4 separate regions of the Homo sapiens genome follow, and all the other regions are linked to region 2. The links are chromatin contacts, found by Hi-C or POLR2A ChIA-PET in ENCODE. All regions are on one chromosome and are shown on one strand. Each heading gives the region's core, a stretch centred on a gene start or an enhancer-like site at or near the end of the contact. The rest is flanking DNA. Distances are from core to core; before and after follow the strand shown. Region 1 overlaps TIMD4 (T cell immunoglobulin and mucin domain containing 4). Region 2 holds the start of CNOT8 (CCR4-NOT transcription complex subunit 8). Region 3 overlaps CYFIP2 (cytoplasmic FMR1 interacting protein 2). Region 4 holds the start of HAVCR2 (hepatitis A virus cellular receptor 2).

Evidence for each region. Hi-C counts contacts between places; a loop is a spot of excess contacts on that map. ChIA-PET counts read pairs that join two places held with the same protein, here RNA polymerase II (POLR2A). Pooled maps may share reads with other maps.
Region 1: a map with no recorded cell type shows a loop between it and region 2 (5-fold over the local background). The contact joins the enhancer-like site here to the promoter of CNOT8 in region 2. A Hi-C loop is called at or near these places in 1 of 37 single-sample maps with no recorded cell type and 5 of 50 pooled maps. POLR2A ChIA-PET finds 5 or more read pairs at or near these places in 2 of 52 experiments (MCF 10A and activated T-cell).
Region 3: a pooled map shows a loop between it and region 2 (3-fold over the local background). The contact joins the enhancer-like site here to the promoter of CNOT8 in region 2. A Hi-C loop is called at or near these places in 3 of 50 pooled maps.
Region 4: a pooled map shows a loop between it and region 2 (9-fold over the local background). The contact joins the promoter of HAVCR2 here to the promoter of CNOT8 in region 2. A Hi-C loop is called at or near these places in 5 of 50 pooled maps.

What each region holds. Positions count from the first base shown.
Region 1 is chr5:156,919,160-156,921,859 of GRCh38, forward strand. It overlaps TIMD4 (T cell immunoglobulin and mucin domain containing 4), which reads right to left. Exons shown (of 9, transcript NM_138379.3): 8 at 1,305-1,344; 9 at 133-382. The coding sequence ends at 298. Among named protein-coding and RNA genes, the nearest start is that of TIMD4, 43 kb to the right of the region's middle. RefSeq lists an enhancer at 1,635-1,744. Within about 2 kb of position 1,397, at least 4 of the 41 ENCODE cell types and tissues checked have a DNase peak (open chromatin) inside an H3K27ac peak, as active enhancers do.
Region 2 is chr5:154,857,365-154,860,064 of GRCh38, forward strand. CNOT8 (CCR4-NOT transcription complex subunit 8) reads left to right here and starts at 1,263. Exons shown (of 7, transcript NM_001301073.2): 1 at 1,263-1,404. RefSeq lists enhancers at 57-558, 559-1,062, 938-1,107, 1,063-1,565, 2,069-2,571 and silencers at 1,308-1,407, 1,468-1,527.
Region 3 is chr5:157,327,302-157,330,001 of GRCh38, forward strand. CYFIP2 (cytoplasmic FMR1 interacting protein 2) reads left to right here. Exons shown (of 31, transcript NM_001037333.3): 19 at 672-748. Among named protein-coding and RNA genes, the nearest start is that of FNDC9, 17 kb to the right of the region's middle. Within about 2 kb of position 1,275, at least 6 of the 41 ENCODE cell types and tissues checked have a DNase peak (open chromatin) inside an H3K27ac peak, as active enhancers do.
Region 4 is chr5:157,107,759-157,110,458 of GRCh38, forward strand. HAVCR2 (hepatitis A virus cellular receptor 2) reads right to left here and starts at 1,286. Exons shown (of 7, transcript NM_032782.5): 1 at 1,168-1,286. The coding sequence starts at 1,225. RefSeq lists an enhancer at 1,073-1,222.

The sequences.
Region 1 (2,700 bases), core at 147-2,646, 2.1 Mb after region 2:
GAACTGCTCTGAGATTGAATGGACTCCCTTGCGTGTGGTAAGGAGTTCACTGTCACTGAAAGTGTTCAAGTGTACTGTGAAAGATCACTTAGCGGTGATTCTACAGAGATGATTAGAGCATGGACAGAGAAGTTGTGGTCTCTAAAGTACCCTTCATTCATGAAACTAAAGCAAGCCTGGATCAATGACATCCATGGAATAAGTGAGTCTTTTTTATGAAACAAGGAAATCTACTAAGACTTATTTTGACACTGGAGTGTCATGCCCCCATCCTCAATCTAACATGCTACTGCGTTGTTAGAGGGTAAAAAGGCCGTCTTCGTCTTCCCTTCCATGCTGCACGTCATTGAGGACATTTTTACTATCTCCAATGTAGTCTAGCCTGTAAACAGAAAAGAGGGGCTCATAATGGGAAACACAAGACTAGAAAACAAAACAAAACAGATGCTGCTAAGTTACAGTGCAATTACCCTTAAAGTTCAAAGGGCTCACAGTTCATTTAGTCTAAGCTCCACATTTTACAGATGGGAAAACTGAGGCTGCAGGGGAAAAAGAGTTTCTGCCAATCCATTATAATGAGATAAAAAAGATTCTTAGCAAAATATAAAATCATGATTTCAATACGTTTATTTACCAAAAGGTCTCTAAGTGTGACCTTGAAAGGTCACCTCGCTGGGTGTCAATTTTCCTTCTTGCTAATACATATTGTGGTATTAATGCAACTAATTAGTGAATGCAATTAATTAGGCAAGGACTTCATTAATAATTTATGCCTTTTTTAAAAATTTCTTTTCCAAAAGCTATAGAATAGGGCAAATAGCTAAAATCCCTTACTAGAGAATCTTCAAATACTATTTTTAAAAAGGCCCCAAAACAAGCTGCTTCCATGGTCTAACTGGGCAGAGGAACCAACTCCCAGGAATAATATTCTACATGCTTTTTTCATTTTCCATATTGCCAACGCTCCTCAATAAACTCCAGTTTAACAATGGCCTCTTAAACTAACTTACCCATAGGTGAACAAAAAATTTCAGAGTAAAGTGCCATATCACCTTCTTTCTTTTGCGTGCTATACTTCTATTAATCCCACCTGCCTTGGTACTGGCATTTTGCTCAGAGTGTTAACCAAGACACAGGTTAATGTGAGCTAAATCTGCACAACTTTTTCACTTCTAATGTCACATCTTTCCAACTCTATGTGTAATCGTAACACAAGCTCAAGTCATTAAACCACTGAGTAGTAGCTAATCATTTGTAACAGCTTGTACAATCATTACAACACCCATTCATGCAAGATAGATTACCTTGTGTGTTTCTGCGAACAATAGGTTTCCATGAGTTTCCCTGAAAAGACAAGGCCACAGTGTGAGCAGAGTGGCTGCGGTGCATAGAACATGCAAAATGCTGGGGGAATTCCAGTGCTGCCCCGCAAAGAGCAGATATGGGCCAAAGGTGAGAACCAGTGGCTGGCTTTGGCAGAAAAAGCCATTCCCTTTCCCAGGTCAAACACTTGCTATTTTAACCACAGTTAGTGCTCATCAATTACCAAGTTGTTCCAACATTCTGGGCAATGGTGTTAAGCTATTTCATTCTGAGTCATCTGCCTATCCAGAATTCAAGCACTCACTTGGGTTTCAAAACACTTCTTTACGAGACATACTCAGAATTTTCCAAAACTGTAATCATGCCTTTGTATGAAGGCTAACAGCAGGATTCCAGTAAATTTTAAATTTGCTTTTGCACCTGGGGCAGGTGTTGAAATATACAAGTTTCATTATTATTCAAATCAGCTGAGATGGTTACTAGTCTCATCTCCTGACATACTGCCCTGAAACAGCTTTTGTTAATGAGTACAGAACAATTTATCCCCATTTTACAACAGTACCAGGTGCCACGTGCCTATAATTTGCCTGAAAACCATAAGCTGTTTCATGGCTGTTTTTGTAGCATTTTAAAACTTTTGGGGGCGGGGGGCAGGGGTGGGATGGAGGTGCAAGGTCATGGAGCAGCTTGCTAACTTAATGAAAACTACAGACCTTGTCCCCTGAAAAATGCAGGCATGAACACATAAACACTTTTGCATGTGATTTCAAAGGATTCACATTACCCTTGAAGTCCATCTGTGGCCTCCAGGTTAAGAAAGCTTGCTTTTAGGGAACATATAAGAAAACCAGGATCACGCCAGGCATGGTGGCTCATGCCTGTAATCCCAGAGCTTTGGGAGGCTAAAGTGGGTGGATCACCTGAGGTCAGGAGTTTGAGTCCAACCTAGCCCACATGGTGAAACCCCCTCCTACTAAACATACAAAAATTAGTCCCGTGTGATGGCGTGAACCTGTAGTCTCAGCTACTCAGGAGGCTGAGGCAGGAGAATCACTTGAACCCAGGAGGCGGAGGTGCAGTAAGCTGAGATCACGCCACTGCACTCCAGCCTGGACAACAGAATGAGACTCTCTCAAAAAAAAAAAAAAAAAAAAAAAAAAAAAAGAAGAAGAAAACCAGGATTGTTCATGGTCTTCGTCCTGCAACAATCCTAGCCAAAAGAAGAGACAAGCTAGGGTTTTCCCAACCAAAGAACAGAGAAAGTGAACAAAGTAGGAAATAGTACTTTCCTCTTAAGGCAGTAATAGGGATAAAATGAATTAGGCACATCAAGAGTATACCATCAGGACTGGCACAGAAATGTCCAATAAATGAAGG
Region 2 (2,700 bases), core at 13-2,512:
GTACATTTGCCGTTTTCTTATCAACAGCCTCTCAAGTACAAGCATCTGGGACAAGAACTAGAACCGTGCTTGGGGCAGCCCCCACGTCCTCTCGGGAACAGGGGTGGAGCGCTGGCGGGAGTGGCTGAGGGCGGCCCGCCGCCGACACTGTGTGCAGGAAGCGGGCGCTTTGTCTGCTCTCCCACCGCGGAGAACACGAGGCGGAGGCGCGCCCCAGCTGGCCACACGCTGCCCAGGGCCGGCGTCGGTCAAGAGCCCTCTCTTCAAGCAGGATTAAGAGGGAACCAAGGGGCTGGCAGAGGGGCCTCAGAAGCTCCTGGGCGAGGCCTGAGCCCGTGGGTCTCGACACTAAAATCTGGCGAGCTCCCTGCGCGTCCGCAAAGATTTTGGAGCTCTGAAGAGCCCGGCGACGCCTGCGCTGGCCAGGCGCCGTGCCCACGGGAGGCGCCGTCCTCTTTGTAACTCGAGCAGACCCTGGCGGGCCAGTTGCTATGGCAATGTTCCTCGCTCTGCTCGGTGAGGCCGGGAGGTAGGCGGGCCTTGGCGGACGTCACCCACATTCGGCTTTGGGGAGCCGCCCCACCCCCAACTAATTGTTTGCCAGAAAGGAACCGTAGGATAGATGCTTTGTGAGACATCTACGGGGCCATGTTAGAACAGAAAGTCGCGACAGCCTCTTTCTCCGTCAGCCTCTTCACAAATCCCTTCGTGCCAACGATTTTAACGGTCCTTCAAAGCCAGGAGGAGGGGGCGTGGTAATTCGAGGGGTTTGTTCGAAGGGCCACGCCCTTTCCTCGGCCTTTGGATTTTTCCAGGCCGCGCCCACGGCGGGGGGGTGGGGGGGGGCGCTAGTTCTAGACCACGCCCCTTCCTTGTTCGCTCGGAAAGAGGACCAAAATGGAGGAGTAAGAATCATGATTAAATTGAGCGAGCGCAACTAATCACGCGAAGAGGGCCGCAGGCGGGCCGTCTTCCGCAAGCGTGCTTCCAGGCCTCCACTCCCCACCTATTCGGCGGCACCCTGTTACTTCTGCTCCTGCGCGCTGCTTCCCGCGACCTCACAGGCAGAGCGAACACGCACGGAGTCGCAGGGGCGCGCAAAGGGGGAGGAGCGGGCGTGACCAGGCGCGCGCGCGCGTCTGGAGTGACTCTAGAGAGCAGGCGAGTCGGGCGGATCGGGTGGGTAGAGTGGTGCCGTCCGGTTGTTTGGTGGGAGGCACGTAAGACCGCTCTGGGCACGGGGGCGCTCACCTCACTGGCTCGTTCGGTTCTAGGAGCAGATCCGGGGTAGAGGGAAAAGAGCTCCGGGCCAGGGGCTGCCGTCGCCGCCGTCGGGGAGTCAGCCCGCCAGCCCGCCAGCTCGTCAGCCCGCCAGCCAGCGCTTCGCGGGCCCTGTCGGTCCCGGTAAGCGGGCCTGCGCTTACCGGAAAGAGGAGCGTAAGATGAAAGAGTGTGAGAGACCATTGGGGGTCTGTAGGGGGAAGGGGAGTGGGGGCGTGTGTAAGGGGCAGGGTGTGTGAGGAGGAGAGGAACCCCAGCAAAGAGTAGTAATAATAATGGCCACCGTCACACGATAATATTCGAGTAATATGTGCGGGGACTTTACAAAGCATCTCATATGCTTCATTTTAACTTCTACTCCAATCCTCCGAGGTGCGTACTGTTATCAAACCCATTTTACAAGATAGGAAAACCGAGGCACGAAATAGATTAAGTGGCTTATGCAAGGACACACGACTACTACGTGGCCTGGCCTGGCTTCGAACTTAGTTATCTTAGTCCTAAGGCCCGTAATTTTAACTTTGCTTTACCAAACAAAAACAGAAGAAGAATGGCGTGTCAGAAGGAGGAGGACTGAGTGTGATTTGAAGTGGAAGGATGATGATAAACGAGAAGAGAATGATGATGGGAGACGGAGTAGTGGGGAGGAGGACCTGAATTTGGAATCTTGCGGGCCTCCCCCTTCTAAATCGCCGCCTCTTCCTTAGTTCTTGCGGCCCCATAACTTTTTCTTGGTGTTCTATGGCTTTATGAATGGAGGAGCCAACTCACAGACCTGGGCCATTCGGGTGGTTTTAAGAAGTTTGAACTGCGGTTCAATCCAGGGCAGTGCCTTGAGACACTGTTTGGAGGTAAGGGAGGGTCAGAGGATCCTCTTAAACGCTGCTGCTATTTATTTCTTCAAACGTGCCACTTCCTTTTCTATCATATCTATGCACGGCAAAGCCTTTGTTCAGTCCTCTAGAATAAGGAAGTGATGTTTATTGTTTCCTTGTACACTTGGGCTTAAACGAACAAAATCAGACTCAACGTTTCTTTTCCCGAGCAAGGCCTTGATTGCTTGCAGAGAAAACTTTCCTGTGGCTTTATCATTAGTTGCCCTTCAGAGCTTTCCTGTGTAAATAAGAAGCTATGTTTTGGAGAAGTTTACACCGTAGATGAACGGGAGCGATCTGAACATACTGCACTGCAGGTCAACACAGAGCAGGGACTTCAGTAATTCATAGGTGTGAGTGTGTTTGTGAAAACCTTTCCTTCTTGCACAGTTTTCTGTGTAGCTCATGTGGGAGTCAAGTTTTTAAGTCAGCCCGTGAGGCAAACATTGTATGTAATAAAAATTAACCCTTAAAAATTCCTAGGAAGGTGCAACGCTTGAGATTAGCATCCTGTTTCTGACTACATCCTGGACGGTTTTTCCTT
Region 3 (2,700 bases), core at 25-2,524, 2.5 Mb after region 2:
TGCCTGTAATCCTAGCACTTTGGGAGGCCAAGGTGGGTGGATCACCTGAGGTCAGAAGTTCGAGACCAACCTGGCCAACATGGTGAAACCCCGTCTCTACTAAAAATACAAAAATTAGCCAGGCATGGTGGTGGGTGCCTGTAATCCCAGCTACTTGGGAGGCTGAAGGATGAGAATCACTTGAACCCGGGAGGCGGAGGTTGCAGTGAGCCGAGATCACACCACTGCACTCCAGCCTAGGTGACAGAGCAAGACTCTGTCTCAAAAAAAAAAAAAATTGCAAATCAAAGAAAAATACAATGAAAATAACATCCATCTGAAGAGATGGATGGGGAGGCTGCCGAGTTAGCGGACGAATTTGAGCACTGATGGGTTCTGACAGTCTGTCTGTTGCATCCCTCCAGGCAGGCGGCCTCGAAACAGCTGAGGAGAGGGGCCGTGGGGAGATTGGGTCCTTTTTGAACTTTGACTTGTCTGTTCACTGACTGAGGACCCTGAGAGCAAGGGACCAAATCTCCCAAACTTAGCCACAGAATATTTTTCCCCTTCAAAGCGTCTTTCCCCAGAATGCACTCTGGGCAATCCTGCCTGACTGCTGTCTTTCAGTTGGCTCAGTTTCTGTCATAAAGCTGAACGGGCACCAGTGATGTTTCCTGCTTCCTCTCCACCAGGTGAACCTGTGTTTTGATCAGTTTGTCTACAAGCTGGCAGACCAGATCTTTGCTTACTACAAAGCCATGGCTGGCAGGTAGGAAAGCCCCAGAGCTGTGAGTAGCAATCTCTTAAGACTGCCACCTAGAAGACATGATTTTCTGTTGTGAAACCTCCCTTCTTCTTTAGCACCTTAGGAAAACAGAGCCATTCCACGGACCCGGACTGGGTGCTGAGATAGAGTGGAAAGGAAACTAGGCAGATAAAGGGCTAACCTCACACAGCCTGCAGTCCAGCAGGAAAGACAGACATCGACTAAAAGCCGATGAATGCACAGTGACAAGGAGGTTACATGCTGTCTGTGAGGGAAAAGCTCATGGGAATGTACGATGGTTAAACCTTTGGGGGCGGGGAACTAGAAAGGCCATCTTGCGGAAGTGGCATCTGAGTTCTTATCTGAAGTTGGTAGGAGTGAAGGAAGTAAAACGAGGTGAAGGATGGGGCAGGACGTTGCAGGCAAAAGGAACTGCTTGTGCAAGGACCCTGCGGTGGGAGTATGATGATAACAGCATGCCAACTTCACAGGGCTGTGGGAGGATTCCTGTGGATTAATACATGTCAGTGTCTCTTCACCACCACTAGAGGGGGCAAGCTGCATGCTAAGGCTGGGGAGTGGGCAGGGCCAGAGCACACCAGCTTTGTAGCTGTTTCTCCCGGGAGTGGAATGCCTCCGAATGGTTTCAAAAGTACAACCGTGACCCGATTCGATTTTTATTTACTTTTGAAAGTTTACTCTCTTAAAAATATAAATGTATGGAGAATGAATTGGAGAGGAATGGGTGTGTGCAAACCAGACAGGAGGCCAGTGAAGAAGTCTGGATCAGAGATGTATCAAGCTTTAGAGGCTCCTTGGTATTGCCAGTATATGTTGATTCAGACCCTCGTGAGTTCTTGGGTTTCAAGGACCTGTAACAGCATTGATCGAGGAAAACCTCAAATTTTATATATAGGTATTTCCTTTCTTATTGGAAATCCAAACATACCAACCAGTAATTTCAAGGATAGTTCCTTACTTTAATAATTTTTCTATGAAAAGGATTTGCTTCATTTTGCTTTTAACAGCCAAAGTAGCCCTGATATATTTCAAAGAGGAGTTGATGTGCAGCACACACAAGTGTCTGTTAACACAGGATGTGCATTAAATAACGCGACTCTTAAATGCTGTAAAGTATTGAAAGCATGCACGTAGGATTTCAAGGAAAGCAGAGAACACAGCCTTTCACAAAGTAGTCAATAGGCATCTGTGGATTGAATGGGATGTGGTTCTAACAGTGAGTTGAGTTTCTGGCTTCTGTAAGACAATTCTGATTCCAAATACACTGTTCCATCATCTATATAAACAGACTCAGGCGTGTCGAACCCTGGGTCTTCCTTCTTCAGACATATGGGCTTTTATCTACACCCTTCCCTGTAAGATCAGTGATTTTTTAAAGTGTGGGAAGTTGAGGAGGTTGAGAGATTCAGGGAAAGCCCAGGAAGAAAACCATGAGCTAGGTCAGTCCTGTTCATTCAAAATGCCATGTGGCCACAAATATGAGCCAGAGATGTTATTTTAAATTTTTTAGCAGACATATTTTAAAAAGGAAAAAGAAGCAGATGAAATTAATTTTAATAATATATTTTATTTAACCCCACATATCCAAAACATTATAATTTTGACATACACTCAATATAGACATTATTAGAGATTTTTCATTCTTTTCTTCTAAGTCCTCAAAATCCTGTTTACAGCCCATCTCAATTTGGACCAGCCACATCTCAAGTGTTCAGTAGGCACATGTGGCTGGTGGCTACTACTTTGGACAGTGTAAATATAGATGGTGTCTCTTTCTTGCGTAAAACCTTTTGGTGCCTTTTAGTTATGTCTAGAATACACCTAGCCACTTTACTATGGCCTGTGTGGCCCTACCTGGTTTGGCCCTGGTCTCATGTTATAAATTCATTTTGCACCATGCTCTCCAACCTGCACTATACTTTATCCACACTGGC
Region 4 (2,700 bases), core at 36-2,535, 2.3 Mb after region 2:
GTCACCCTGGCCAGACACAAATGCGTTATCTGATTGTTTCCCTACCCCATTTTGTCTGTGTTATCTAATGTAAAATGCAGATTCCCCATATTTTTCCTCTGCCCCCCCCCCTTTTTTATGTGAAAACTGAGTGCTTCTCAATATCCCACCTTGTCCCCTTTAAATCTGGAGCCCTCAAAATCATCTTCTGAGAAAGTCATAGACCTGTCTCTCAGGTGCCTCCTTAACTTTGGCAAACAAATCTCCTAAAATGATTGAGACTTGTCTCCTCATTTTCCTCAAATGACAAAGTTAATTCCATTAAAAAAAAACTATATATATTTTATATATGATAAAACATTCATTATATATTTTCTTTTGATTTTTTATGTCCCCTTTGTTTTCATATGACTCAACTACAGTAAAAACATTCAAACACTATCAAAGGTGTATGAAAAAGTGGCCGGGCACACGGTGGGTCACGCCTGTAATCCCAGCACTTTGGGAGGCTGAGATGGGCAGATTACTTGAGGCCATGAGTTTGAGACCAGCCTGACCAACATGGTAAAACCCTGTCTCTACTAAAAATTAAAAACATTAGCTGGGTGTGGTGGTGCACGCCTGTGATCCCAGCTACTCCGGTGCCTAAGGCAGGAGAATCACTTGAACCTGGGAGGCGGAGATTGCAGTGAGCCAAAATGGTGCCACCACTGCACTCCAGCCTGGGCAATAGAGTGAGACTCCATCTCAATTGAAAAAAAGAAAAAGAAAGAAAAGAAAAAGAAAAAAAGGAAAGAAAAGAAAAGAAAAATATGCCTTACTCTCCCAACTCTTTACCATTCCCTGGTTCCTTTTCCTAGAGCTTATACATTAAGAAATGTCCACATATTCCTGCTCCCCGACAATGCACACACACAAATAGAAGCCTAATATATGCATTATTCTGCAACTTTTTTTCTTTAATAACATTATAATTTTGAGACATTCTATACCAGTATGTTTTGTCAGACTCACTGTTTGTATCATGATTATATCACATTTATTTACCCACTCCCTCATCGACGGACATTTAGGTTGCTTCCAAGCTTTTGCTATTACAAACAACATTACAATGGCCATCCTTGTATCTCTCCCTTGTCCTCTGTACAGCACCATTATGTCATTGTAAATATCCATGCCGAGACTTACTTGTAAGTAGTAGCAGCAGCAGCAGCAGGACACAGTCAAAGGGAAGATGTGAAAACATGGAGCTTGCAGAAGAAAAGTCAGAGGACACCTCTGTTAGGCACAGTTTTAACTCTCCAAATGGACTGGGTACTTCTTCCAACTGTCTACTCCACAATCACATGAGCAGTAGCCGCCCCCACTGAGTGCTAGCTCAGCACACCCGGGTGTCTGATTGCCAGTGATTCTTATAGTAACACTGCCAGGTCTACAGTCACATTAAAGGAAACCAAAGTTCTCTGTCATGCCACACTACACACATCCTGTAAGTGTTCTGATGTCTGTCCTGTGATATCAACAAAGAGGAAGCAATACTTCAGTGGAAGAAAACGCTACTCAGTCATGGCACATAAAGAGAACCCTCTAATAATGTCTCAGATGAGATACACCTGAAATGGAGCATGTCCGAGTCCATCTGACTAGCGGGGAACACAAAGTACAGATGCATCATCCATGGATTCATTCACTCAAATCAGTCCCTTCATCAGGCCTGTGACCAAAGTTTATGAAGCCCCTACTTTGCACCAGGCACTGGACTAGGAAGTGGAACACAACAGTGAATGGCATGTTCCTTATCCTCACATTTACAGACCATAGCAACTCCCAGCATAAGCCTCACTCTCATCCTTCTTCTAACACAGATTAGGTTGTATCCTATAACCTTGCTGAGTCTCAGTTTCCTCATTTATATAATTTATAAAATGAGAAAATTGTATTAGATAATACATGCATGGCTCTCTGTTCTAATATTCTGACTTTGACCTTCAAACTTCCAACTCTTCAATTTAGAAAAAACATGTTCCTTTTGGCAACAGTTCCTTTCCTCTACTCTGAGTAGAATTAAGGGGATCTTGGTATCCTGTTTCATCTCATGCATACAAGGTGCCCCCTCTCCCCTACCCCAAGAGGCTTTGGCCATGAATGATCAGAAAGTGTTGAGTTCCAGCCACACTCCCATAACTGAGGTAACAGCTTAGACTCACGTAGCCTCAGCTCTGGGAGTGTGACCTTTATCTGGACACCTTAAAAGCAAAAGCTTTTTTTTATAAAAGGGAAGTGAGCTCACAGGCTGAGTGGTTTCTGAAAAGCCAGTGGCCTTCCTCTATGTCTTGCCTTCCTGAGTTTCTTTGTCATTCACATTTATGCCATTAAATGCATTGGGTATAAATACCAAATTTGTTCAATATAAACAAATGGCATTTAATATAAATATGCAACTTGTTCAATGTGTGTACTTCCCATAGCATTGCAGAGTGGCAGTTACTCAAGAGATCATAATCAATTTCTCATTTTATTTTATTTTATTTTTATTTATTTATTTATTTTTTTGAGATGGAGTTTCGCTCTTTTTGTCCAGGCTGGAGTGCAATGGCATGATCTCGGCTCACTGCAACCTCTGCCTCCCGGGTTCAAGTGATTCTCCTGCCTCAGCCTCCTGAGTAGCTGGGATTACAGGCATGTGCCACCACCCCGGATAATTTTGTATTTTTAGTAGAG